Linked DNA regions of Homo sapiens: all the other regions are linked to region 2. Evidence: read pairs that join two places in POLR2A ChIA-PET (ENCODE). Cell type or tissue: PC-9. All regions are shown on one strand. Region 1 has its middle 22 kb from the start of MMP7. Region 2 holds the start of DYNC2H1 (dynein cytoplasmic 2 heavy chain 1). Region 3 overlaps DYNC2H1 (dynein cytoplasmic 2 heavy chain 1).

Region 1 (4,000 bases), 560 kb before region 2:
TAAAGGAGGACAAATAACAGAATCACATAACTAACTGCCTAACGTTGTGAGCTCCTGCTGTAGCCACTGCCACCTTACCCCAGTCTCCACCCATCTAGCAATTTGCCTTTTTACTTTTGGATTCTGGGAACATACGCTGGGTCTGAGTTTTAGACTCTATTTGAGAAGCTGTGGGATCACAGACATGTTATTTAACTTTCACTGCCTGATGAATGATGCAAGAAAGTGGGACAGATGTCATCAAGGGCCCTTCTGGGAGTGAAGCATGAATCCCTTATAATAGCACGTTGACCATAGCAGCTCCAATGGAGTCCAGAGAACGTGTAGGCAGCTCTCTCAAGCTGCAAAATCCTGCTTGTGTCTGGAGTTTTCACAGATAGCCAGGGAGACTTTGAAGCTGCTTTGTCTCAGGCATGTGGTGCTTGGTCACAATGCATTGCTTAGCAGTCTACATCCCCTGTACACTGACGCTTTCTTCTCACTTCTCAATTGACATTCTTCTCACTCATGGCTACAACAGTTGGGCTGGAAATCCTGCCCTTCCTTCACAGTATTACCCATGAAAGAGGATAAAACAAGAGCCTTAGCCCCTGTGTTTGCCTCCCGGGAGACGGGGAGACTAGAGTGTTAACAGTTCTCCTTCTACCTACGAACTCCTGGGAGGGGAAAGCCTAGGTACTTTTACCAAGAAGCTAAGAAACTGGAACTGGAAATTTGAAGCTGTTAAAAAAATAATAATTTCAGAGATCCAGGCTACCACTGAAGTTGGAAGACTAGAGTGAACAGTTTTCTCTTGAGAATATAATTTATGGCATTTTGGGATTATGAAAGTCATGATCCAGGAAATAGGAAATGGAGGCAAAGGAAGTAAAATTGATTGATGTAATAAAGCAATAGGCCTTTTCTCTTCTTCATAGTGGTCCCAAGGAGTATTATAGGGTCACTGAATGTGGAGAATTAGGAAAAGGGAGAAGAGACACAAGAGGAGAGAAAAGAGGCCACAGCAACTGTTAGGGACTAGGGCCCATGAAGAGAAACAGGAGCAAACAATATTGAGATGAGAACGGCCAGGCAAGGTTACAAGAGTGAGGTCTGATACTCATTTGTAAATTGTTTCCTCTCCTCTGCTGTGATCTCCCTCTTGAAACTGCTGCCCTCATCAACACTGTGAAGAGGTGAGATGGAGTTGAGGAGGAGCTGTGTCCACATTGAAGAACTCCAGACTCAGGAAGGGTGACAAGCACAGACAATCATGACAATGCTCAGGGGTGGAGCTTGGAGAGGAGATGGTGTACACAATGCAGAGAATGCAGGCATCCCCCTAACAGAGGTATTCTCAGAAGGATTTGGGTGCTGGTGTTGTTTTGGCAGGAAGGGGATAACGAGAGAACCAGTCAGGATGGGGGATTTTGTCATTGTATTTGGATATTAGAGAAATGTGTGGCCTCAAAGGCGGAAATCTGGAGACGCTTGAGCTAAAATGTAACGCTATAAGCTGGCTCAGATAAGTGTCCACCAAAAAGTAAGGCCAGGCCCTGTCTTGGATCTCAAAGAGGGTGATTGAGTTTCCCAGGGTTTTCTTCCCTCAGGGGAGGTCCAAGTGTTTTAAGAGGGGAAAACCGATGATCTGTACACAGAAACACTCCATTTGTGGGTTGTGGAAGGTGGGTAGACAGCCAGAGGTTCAGGGCATCCTTCCAGGAGTTTACCTTAGGTCTGCAAGGCGAGGCTTATCAAAGAGACTGCCGGCATTTTAAGAGGAATTCCCATCAGAGTGGTGACAAGCACCAGCGGAATGAGGAAGAAAGGAAAAAATCACACTCAGAAACAATAAACAGCAAAAGAAGGAGTTCCAAGGAGAGACAACTGAGTAGTGTTCTCCCTTGGGAAAGGTGAAATATCTGGAAAAATCACTCCTTCATTTAAGACCCTGGGGTCTGTGTTATTCTGGGGAGAGCTACGGAAAAAGTAGACAACTCACTGCTAAGGATGACATCGCTGCATGAGGCTGGAAATGCAGAGGGCAGAGTGAGCCAAATGCATAGAGCTCTTGACCTTGCTTGCATATTCTTTACCTCCCAGCCTTCCTGGGCCATCCTTTCCCTCCTTCCAAATTGCCTATCTTTCTTCCTTTGCTAACTCCGTCTGGAAGCCTCTTCTCCTCATCAGCCCTGTGCAGTGCTGATGGTTAACTTATGCACAAGATGAAATGCTGCTCTTCCTTTAGTGCGCTATGATGGTTATTTTTCACATGTGTTTTCTCTGTGGCTATAATTGCATTGAAATCTGTCTCAGGAGAGGCTTAATGGCTAAGAGCATTGGACATGGGTTAAAATCCTGGCTTGCCTCTTTTTAGTAAATGACAGGGGCAGGTTCACTTAATCTGAAAATGGAGAAAACAGTAATACCCACCTCACTGAACTGTTGTGAAGATTAAATGAAACAGCACATGTAAGGCACTTAGTGGCTGGCATATACTAAAAGCTTAATAACAAAGATCATTCAGTAGAACTCAATAAAAACTCTCACACACTGCTGTTGGGAGTGTACATGACAATGACTGCTTTTGAAAACAATTTAGTGGTATATATTAAAGCTGAACGTATGCATAGATTATGGCCAAACAATTCCACTTCCATATACTCTTAGGCCTTTACTTTCCCAAATGCATACGTATTAGTTATCTAATAATAAATCACTCCAAAACGTAATAGCCAAAACAACATTTATTATAGCAGGTTCTGTGGGTCAGGAGTTCAGGTGTGGCTGAGCTGGGTCTTCTGTCTCAGGGTATTTCACAAGGCTGCAGTCAGCCAGGGCTGTGGTCACCTCAAGGCCTGTTTGGGGGAAAATCCACTTCCAAGCTTACCAATGAAGTTGTTGTCAGGATTCAGCTCTTCATGTGTTGTTGGAATGATGACCTCAGGTCCGTACAGAAGTCTGTCCTCAATTCCTCGCCACTGAGACTCTCCATAGGGCAGCTCAAAACAAGGCAGCGGCTTCATCAGAGAAAGCAAGCAAGAAGAGTGAGAGTGAGAATGAGCAAGAGAGAGAGAGATCCCCAGCAAGTCCAAGGTCATGGCCTTTAATAACCTAATCTTAGAGAGCAACGCTCCATCATGTTTGCCATATTCTGTTTGTTATGAATCACTACATCCACTTCACACACAAGGGTGGGGATTACACAGGACAAGAATAGCCAGAGGCAGGAACCATTAAGAACTGTTTTAGAAGCTCTCTACCACATGGAGTTTCACTAATAGATACTCACAAGAATATTCATAGTTGCACCGTTTGCAACAGTTAAAGCAGGGAAACAACCCAATGTCCATTAGCAACAGAATGGACAAACATATTACAAATCATTGTAATATATTCATACAATTAAATTCTAAACAACAGTGAGAATGAACAAATTATACCTACATGCAGCAGTATGAATAAGACTTTCAGACATAATGATGAGCAAAAGGAATCAAACAAAAAAGAATGTATATTATACATGCTTGTTTCATTTCAAGGGTTTTATTCTTATTTAGAAATAAGTATAGCATAGATAACGAGCTTGGGAAAACTACTAATGTTCCCAATCTAACAAAGTAAAATCTTACAAAGCAGTTGGCTTATCTAACATCCTGACTCCCTCCATTTTGTGTTATAGCTGGAAGTTACTGGAAACCTTACCGAACTTCTTTTTCCCCTTGGATCTTATTTCTGAGAGACAGAGACACTCTTCAAAACTTACCCTCTTCCTGGGTAAAGAAGCAGTCCTTTCCATTAAGACTTCCATTTCAGAACTTTGGTGATACTTTATAATCTTTTTCTATCCTATTATAAAATAGCAATAGTAGACTTTACCAACAATATGGATTTAGTAACTCACATTGATCTAGACCACAGTGTACCTTTAAAGAACAGAAAATCTAAGTAAAAAATATTAGATATACTGAAAATTTAGTTGTGAGGCCTTTTGGGGTACAGAAAGCAATACCCCAAAATA
Region 2 (4,000 bases):
GTTATTTAATCTGTGAGGTTCTTTCTTCTTTATTGTATGCTTGATACAATACATAAAGTCCGTATCTGTCTTTTCTTCCCACTCTGTGCCTCATTTTTCGTATATAGTAGTGAAAAGGAAACACAAAACTTCTATTTCATGGGGTTTACATGTCAACGGGAGCTTCCATGTTTGAGATCGGTGTTAAACTTGATTCAAACACAATTTCATAGTTTGTGGAAGCCCTAAGTTTCCTGAAGAGTTCTAAAAATTCTTGGGAGGATCACATACTCATGATCTCATCTGCTTTCTAGACTCATCTTCCTACATGTGTTGCCTTTTTATTTACCATATTGTTATGGAAGCTCAATTCAGCCATTTCATACATTTCCACCAAAACAACTCACCAAACCGAGCACTTGTGGGTAATGGAGACTTTCCTGAAGACCTTGGTAAGAGTGATAATGCTCATTGCAGAGCAGGAAACTCTGTAACCATAGTGGTCACTTTGGCTTTCAAAATCTTTTTATTAGCTACACAGTCATCTTGGGTTCCTGTTAGGATTTTTTCCCTCACCCAGTGGTCAGCATCCCACCTCACTGTTTGGATGTTTTCCCATCCAGTGGCCAGACTCCCATCTCTCACTGTTTGGATATTTCATGAGAATTTACATTCATTTCCTTTTATAATTTAGAGCAGTTCAGCTTTTTTAAGTTCCCACTCCAAAATCTTAAGTTGCTCAGCAAATAAAAGGACTCTCTCCTTCCAATTCTCAAATAGTATAGTTTTAAGGGGAGGTTATGATTATTAAGTGCAAACAAAAAAAATCTGCATATGTTTGTGTACCCTAGGATCTTGGGTCAAACCAGTGCTGAGGTGATGAATGACTACAGCAAAAACTTCCTGAGGGCAGGAACTGTGTCCCCAGGGCCTAGTTCGGTACTTGGCAAATTGTGTTAGATTGGTGCAAAAGTAATTACAGTTCTTGCCAAAAAACCGCAATTACGTTTGCACCAACCTAATAGCATGTAGTAAATATTTTTAGAAGAGAATTACTGAATTGAGAAAGTGTTTGACGAATGTTCGGATGAATGACCAGCAATTTAGTAGTTTATAGTAATGCCATGAAGTAGAAAATGACAAAGACCGTTTTCATATCTGTATTTTCACAGAATTTGGTTGCGGTTGTTATAAAATAAACTAAAAAGTATCATTTTACATTTTAGCTATTTTACAAATATGGTTGTGCTCGGGTAATGATTGCAATAAAAAATTGCTGGTTAAATTATTCTAAAATTAATAATAGAAAAAACGATGTTGGGAAATGCAGCAGCACAGAAAGGAGCAGAGGGCGACTGAGAAAGTAAATTAACATTGTATTGAATTCCTAGTCTTTATAAGCTTCTCTAAAAAGCGATTTTTAAATAGTAATCTTTTACAATCCGCACTACACCCCTGGTTGTGAGATAGTATTTCCCCTTCTTAACAGATGTGTACCTTGACGCTGACAGACTGGTTTGCTACCAGGTGCACGTGGAGAGCGAGCACTGGAACCCAGCTCTCCTAAATCTAGATCACGCTGCTGTACTTGAAGGCTAGATGTCTCTCTTCTGATTATGCGTGATAAGAAATCAGTAAGAAGAATAAAAGACATGTTTGAGAGCCAACATAAACTTGTCCGAACCCCTTACAATCGATGACCGCAGGGAGCCGCTGAAGAGCTCCGAGGCGGTCGATAGCCTCCGCGAGCTTTGCGTGCGCGTGCCCCGAGAGGGCAACGCCCACCGCGCGCCGCCAGCGACGCCGCCGTAGTGCTCCGTCGCCATAGCGACTACCCCTGGCAACCGCGAAGCTCTGCGGTCCCGCGGTCGGGCTACGGGTTTGAGCAAAGCTCCTCTCTTCCCTTCACTTCCCTCCGGACTGGTTTCTTCTTCCTTCCCCCTTCCCCCAACTTCCCTCCACCCCTTCCAATCATGGCGAACGGGACTGCGGACGTTCGGAAGCTCTTCATCTTCACTACTACCCAGAATTACTTCGGGTTGATGTCTGAACTCTGGGATCAGCCACTGTTGTGCAACTGTCTTGAAATCAACAACTTCTTGGATGACGGCAACCAGATGCTCCTCAGGGTGCAGCGATCCGACGCAGGAATCTCCTTTTCCAACACGGTACGGTTCCTTGCACTCCTGCCTGACCCCTGACCACTCTTCAAGTCCCCAGGCCCAGCCAGAGGGACGTCGGGTCACACTCTTTAGCTTTACCAACCAGATCCTTTTCAGGAACCCAAGGCTGTCTCCACTTCTCCTGCATTATTGGCTTAGATGCGTTGGCCTCGTGCTTAAGCAGGTAGTTTCCAAGCTTTGCATCCTACCTGACCGAAGCATGTTTCCCTTCCATACATCTGAATAGAAGCAATTAGATTGTGTTTTATTTTAAATTTTTATACGGAGTTTCGTTCTGTCGCTTAGGCTGGATGGAGTGTAGTGGCGCGATCTCTGCTCACTGCGTCCTCCACCTCCTGAGTTCAAGCGATTCTCGTGCCTCAGCCTCCCGAGTAGCAGGCGCGCGCCGCCACGCCTGGCTAATTTTTGTATTTTCAGTAGAGACGGGGGTTTCACCACGTTGGCCATGTGGGTCTCCATCTCCTGACCTCAAGTGATCCGGCCTCCCAAAGTGCTGGGATTGCAAGCATGAGCCACCGCGCCCGGCCTATATTCTACTTTTTAAGAAAGACTGCAGATACGTTATAACTAAAAAGAAAACATTTACTTAGTTATTTTTATTTTTTTCTCTCCCCTTTTTGAGTTTTTTTTTTGGGGGGAAGGCAAATTCTAGTCTATCTTTTTTGGATCAGGCTCTGATTTTAACATTGCCCAAGGGAAAGATTAGTTAGGAATTTAAATTTTTGTGAAATGATATATTTCAAAATAAAGTTTGAATTCTTTTTTGGTGTACATCATGTGATATACTGATTTATTAATTGCACTGCTCCCTCCACTGGCAGGATTGCTTAAAAAATGGGTTGCATTTGCAATCAGGGCTTATATATATAAGCCTAAAAGAAAAACACAGAAGAAAATTGCCTGACACATTAAAGGGGACTCAGTAAATAGATTTAAGTTAATAAAACAAAGACATATTTTAAACCTCTTCCTTTGGTGTTCACCCTTATCCCTAGGTCTAGCAGAGTTTTTGACACTCAGCAAAAACATTCAGTGCCTTTTTTTTTTTTTTTAGACGCAGTTCGCAGTTTCGCTCGTATTACCCAGGCTGGAGTGCAATGGCACAATCTTGGCTCACTGCAACCTCTGCCTCCCGGGTTCAAGCGATTCTCCTGCCACAGCCTCCCAAGTAGCTGGGATTACAGGGCATGTGCCACCACACCCAGCTAATTTTTTGCAATTAGTAGAAATGGGGTTTCACCATGTTGGTCAGGCTGGTCTCGAACTCCTGACCTCAGGTGATCCACCCGCCTTGGCCTCCCAAAGTGCTGGGATTACAGGTGTGTGCCACCGTGCCTGGCTTCAGTGCATTTTTATAGGATGATTGAATCATTCACCCTATTCACTATCTTTATTCTTAGGTTTAATTCGATTGTATTTAATAAACATTTACTTTGAACTCAGTACATGCAAGGCACTTTGCCAGGCATGATGGGTTTACAAAGATATAAAAAGGATGGATAATCATAGCTAACATTTATTTTCACTTTAGACTCTGTCAAGCACTGTTCTAAGTACTTTATATGTATTCGTTCATTTAATAGCCATAACGACATTGTAAGATAGGAACTATTCTTTTTCTTATTTTATGGCTGAGGAAAGTAAGGGACAAAATTTACAACCTAAATGTTAACTTTTCTTTTTCTCCAATAGGTAGCGTAGTTCAGGATAGAGCCCCCTGCTTTCTGCCTTTCCTAGACTCACTCCAGTGGCTTAGGATGACATATACTCAGCAAATGATAAAATCAGGACACACTGTTGTAAATGCCACTGAAAGTTCGGATAGAATGCAGTAGGAA
Region 3 (4,000 bases), 320 kb after region 2:
CTGCAGTGAGCCATGATCATGCCACTGTACTCCAGCCTGGGTGACAGAGTGAGACCCTGTCTCAAAAAAAAAACAAAAACAAAAAACCTGAGGTTAGTTTTTCATAGAAAGCAAGTAATAGAAGATCCTCTTTGAGAAGGGAAAACATAAAATAGATTCAAAAAATGATTTATGTTTTAAAAGAATCATTCAATTAAATCTTTTAGATCTGAAAGTCCTTAGTTTGCTCATGTACCATTTTATAATCCTTTTTCTGTACTGATAAAAAAAAAAATTGAATGCTACAGAAATACTGTGATGTACCCATGGAGCTGAACAAAGGTCTTGTTAAGATTAAACTACAATCTGCTCTAACTTTTATCACAAATTACTCATTGTCTGTGTTGTACTTCCTCTTAAGCATAGATAGTAAGGGCTCTCTTATTGTTAAATTGTTTCGCTCTGAAACTTGTCTTTATCCTTCTGAAATATAAATTTCTAATTATGTATGTTTGTGAAATAGGTTTTAGTTATTTCAATTAATTGCGTAGAGTTGTAAATTATGGCAAGTGTAGGAGTTAGTGATAATCTTAAATTGTATCTATTGTTAATCATTGCATATGAAGTTGAAATTACAGTGACCTCTCTGCATTTCTTCTCCTTTTCTTAAAATTGTAAACTGAGTCTTTTTTCACACATCATAAAAACCTTGTGCAACTGCTAGTGTTTGAAATAAATTGCAGTTACAGTGCTGTCTCCCTGTTTCAGGCACTGTGATAAGCTAGAATCAAATGAAAGTTCTTCTGACATTTTCAGAACCTAAAATCCAATGTTGGTTTAACTTCAATAGTCTGCAGATAATGGATTACTGGTATTGCACTCCTATTTGAGAAACAAGCTATTATTTTTACCAGTGGGATAGTGATATTTGTTAGTAGTACAAGTAATTCCATCATTAAATAGAGAAGGGAGGAAAATTCCTACAAGTGGCCATTTTTTAAGGTTCATACAATAAACATATTAAGATTCTAGAGTGGAAATTAAAACATCCACAATTGTACTAGAGTGTTTTTTTGTGCAAGTCACTTAACCTTTCTCTACATCAGTTTCCAGATATTTGAAATGGTAATAATTATACCCACTTCCGAGGGTTGTCGTAAGATATAAAAGTCTTAATGTAGATAAAATGCGTATAACAGTGCCTGTACATATAAGTGCTATACAAGTGTTTGCTATCGTTATCCTTCTTTTTCTCATTTTCACATGGTTCTTCATTGACTCACGTTTAGAATATTACCGTACATTTTTAACTCACCTCCCTGATTGCAGTTTCGTCTTCCTAATGTTGTTCTTCCCATTTCTACTAGGGTAATCCTTAAAAAAAATCCAAATTGTTGTGTCACTTCCTCGCTTAAAGGTTGATTTAGTTTTACCATTGTTTTCCAGATAAAATTTAAATTCCTTAGTATAAACCACCACAAATTTTATGATGTCATCCTTAAGTCATCAGCCCATTTCTGTCATGTCTTATTAATGCTTCTTCCTTTCCCTGCTGTCTTTACCTGACTATTATAGATACTCAGGAAAAGACTATTCATTTACCTTCTGAGACTCATTTCAAGCATGATCTCCACCAGAAAGCCTTTCCTAACTCTTGCCATTCTACGCAGTTTGAATTTGATATACTCTACCTTCGTGTTCACAATCACAGTGCTTATCGCTATTAGGGAGCTCAATTTATTGTCCATAGCCATCTCTTTTATTGTTGATTTCCCTTTCTATCATAAGCTTTTGTAGACAAGAATTGTGTTATGACTTCCTATCTTCAGCAGTTAACAAATGATTGGCAAATAGCAGCTATTTACTCATACTTGCTGCATAATCACTTAATTGAGATTTGAGAGAGAGTGAGTTAACAAATGAACACCCTGGTTACAGCCGGTTCTGCTTTTGTGACATCTTTCATGAAATGCATGGGATGGTGAAAAGAGGTTACATTTAGGGTTAGACCTGGATTCAACTTCTCTATCATTTAGTTTAAAAAAAAAAAAAAAAAACTAAAAAACTTTAAGATTAAACTTACTGTAAGCCTTAATGTCTCCATGATTATAAATTTAATTCCCAATACCTAATTATCTTACATTGAATCTCAAATGGTTTAATATGTATAAATCATTATAGAAATATTAGATCTATTAAAGACAGTATTGGTGCTGATATGGACTCTAGAGCCAAGTTACCTGGGGGTTTACATCCTGGATCTGCCATTTGCCAGCTCTGTGATTTTTGAACATGCTATTCTCTTTGTGTCTACATTTTCTCTTCTGTAAAATGGAAATTATAATATTAAGTTGGTGCAAAAGTAATTGCAGTTTTGGACCATGAATTTTAAGTTATTATATTAATAACTAGGCTCAAAGACATCTTTATTAATCAAAATAGGAACCATTACAATCAACACATTTTGCCAATAAGAAATACGTTGGTTTATTCCTGTAACATAATCTGTCCTTTGGGATTCGACAAACTCTTGAAAAGCATTTTCTGCATCCTGTTGATTGTGGAAGTGTTTTCCCTGCAAAATGTTGTTGAGATGCTTAAAGAAATGGTAGTCAGCTGGGGAGAGGTCAGGTGAATATGGTGAATGAGGCAAAACTTCGTAGCCCAATTCATTCAACTTTTGAAGTATTGGTTGTTCAACTTGTGGTGGGGCACTGTCGTAGAGAAGAATTGGGCCCTTTCTGTTGACGAATGCTGGCTGCAGGTATTGCAGTTTTTGATGCATCTCAGCTATTTGCTGAGCATACTTCTCAGATGTAATAGTTAAGCCAGGGTTCAGAACGCTGTAGTGGATCAGACCAGCCGCCGAGCACCAAACAGCAACCATGACCTTTTTTTGGTGGAAGTTGGCTTTGGGAGGTGTTTTGAAGCTTCTTCTTGATCCAGCCACTGAGCTCATCATCGCTGGTTGTCATATAAAATCCACTTTTGATTGTATATCACAATCCGACTGACAAATAGTTCATCGTTGTTACGTAGAATAAGAGAAGACAACACTTCAAAACAACGATTTTTGGTTAGCTCATGAGGCATCCTCTTATCAAGCTTTTATCACCTCTCCAATTTGATTCAAATGCTGAATGACTATAGAATGGCCGATGTTGAGTTCTTCTGCAGCTTCTCCTGTAGTTGTAAGAGGATCAGCTTGGATGATTGCTCTCAGCTGGTTGTTGTCAACTTCCGATAACTGGCCACTATGTCCTCATCTTCAAGGATCTCCTTTGCAAAACTTCTTGAACCACCACTGCACTGTATGTTCGTTAGTAGTTCCTAGGCCAAATGTGTTGTTGATGTTGCCAGTTGTCTCCACTGATTTACGACCCATTGTGAACTCAAATAAGAAAATCACTCGAATTTGCTTTTTGCCTAACATCATTTCCATGGTCTAAAATAACCATAAACAGCAAGCAATAAGTCATCAGCAAAAAAAAAATTGAGAAATGCTCATTAAAATGATGTATAACATAACTACATTTATTTAAGAATGTATTTCAATATCAAACAGCAAATTCTAACAATGTAAAAACTGCAGTTACTTTTGCACTTACCTAATAGTACACTTCTGAGGATTATTTTGAGGACTATATGAGGTGGTGTGTATCAAGCACTCACCATAGTTACTAACACATAGTAAGCACCCAATAAATATTAGCTTAAAAAAATTTCCTGCGACTCTTTTTACCTTTGTGCAAATCTAAGACAACTTTCAAGGCATAGCTTAATAGCTACCTCTTTTTTAAAGACTTCCTTGATTGAATTGTTTTTTCCCTCTAAACTCCAATAACATGATATATAATTTATTCATAAAGCACCACAAGGAACTTCAGCTTTGTATCTCCTTTATTGGTTTTTAAATTTCTTTAAATACTATATTTATTTTATTCATCTCATGTATCACTATCATTATCATTTCTATTATGTCACCTATTATGTTTTAATTCTCTACATATTTAACACTATG

What was found. ChIA-PET counts read pairs that join two places held together with the same protein. Peaks named below come from ENCODE experiments on the same cell type or tissue, not always from the same donor. Only the 100,000 strongest peaks of a DNase experiment are listed, where the experiment ranks them.
Region 1: POLR2A ChIA-PET joins it to region 2 with 8 read pairs; 1 of 35 experiments calls an interaction of 5 or more read pairs at or near these places.
Region 3: POLR2A ChIA-PET joins it to region 2 with 5 read pairs; 3 of 35 experiments call an interaction of 5 or more read pairs at or near these places.

Annotation. Positions count from the first base shown.
Region 1 is chr11:102,550,967-102,554,966 of GRCh38, forward strand. No RefSeq gene overlaps it. Among named protein-coding and RNA genes, the nearest start is that of MMP7, 22 kb to the left of the region's middle. RefSeq lists an enhancer at 370-419. In PC-9, no CTCF peak of the experiment used is centred here; DNase peaks (open chromatin) are centred at 1,685 and 3,125; H3K4me3 peaks cover 1,772 bases; H3K27ac peaks cover 4,000 bases.
Region 2 is chr11:103,107,623-103,111,622 of GRCh38, forward strand. DYNC2H1 (dynein cytoplasmic 2 heavy chain 1) reads left to right here and starts at 1,804. Exons shown (of 89, transcript NM_001377.3): 1 at 1,804-2,147. The coding sequence starts at 1,953. RefSeq lists enhancers at 1,397-1,516, 1,587-1,636. In PC-9, CTCF peaks have their summits at 1,592, 1,791 and 2,947 (motif pointing left); a DNase peak (open chromatin) is centred at 1,759; H3K4me3 peaks cover 1,833 bases; H3K27ac peaks cover 373 bases.
Region 3 is chr11:103,429,198-103,433,197 of GRCh38, forward strand. The region is part of intron 84 of DYNC2H1 (dynein cytoplasmic 2 heavy chain 1); the gene reads left to right. Among named protein-coding and RNA genes, the nearest start is that of DYNC2H1, 320 kb to the left of the region's middle. In PC-9, no CTCF peak of the experiment used is centred here; no DNase peak of the experiment used is centred here.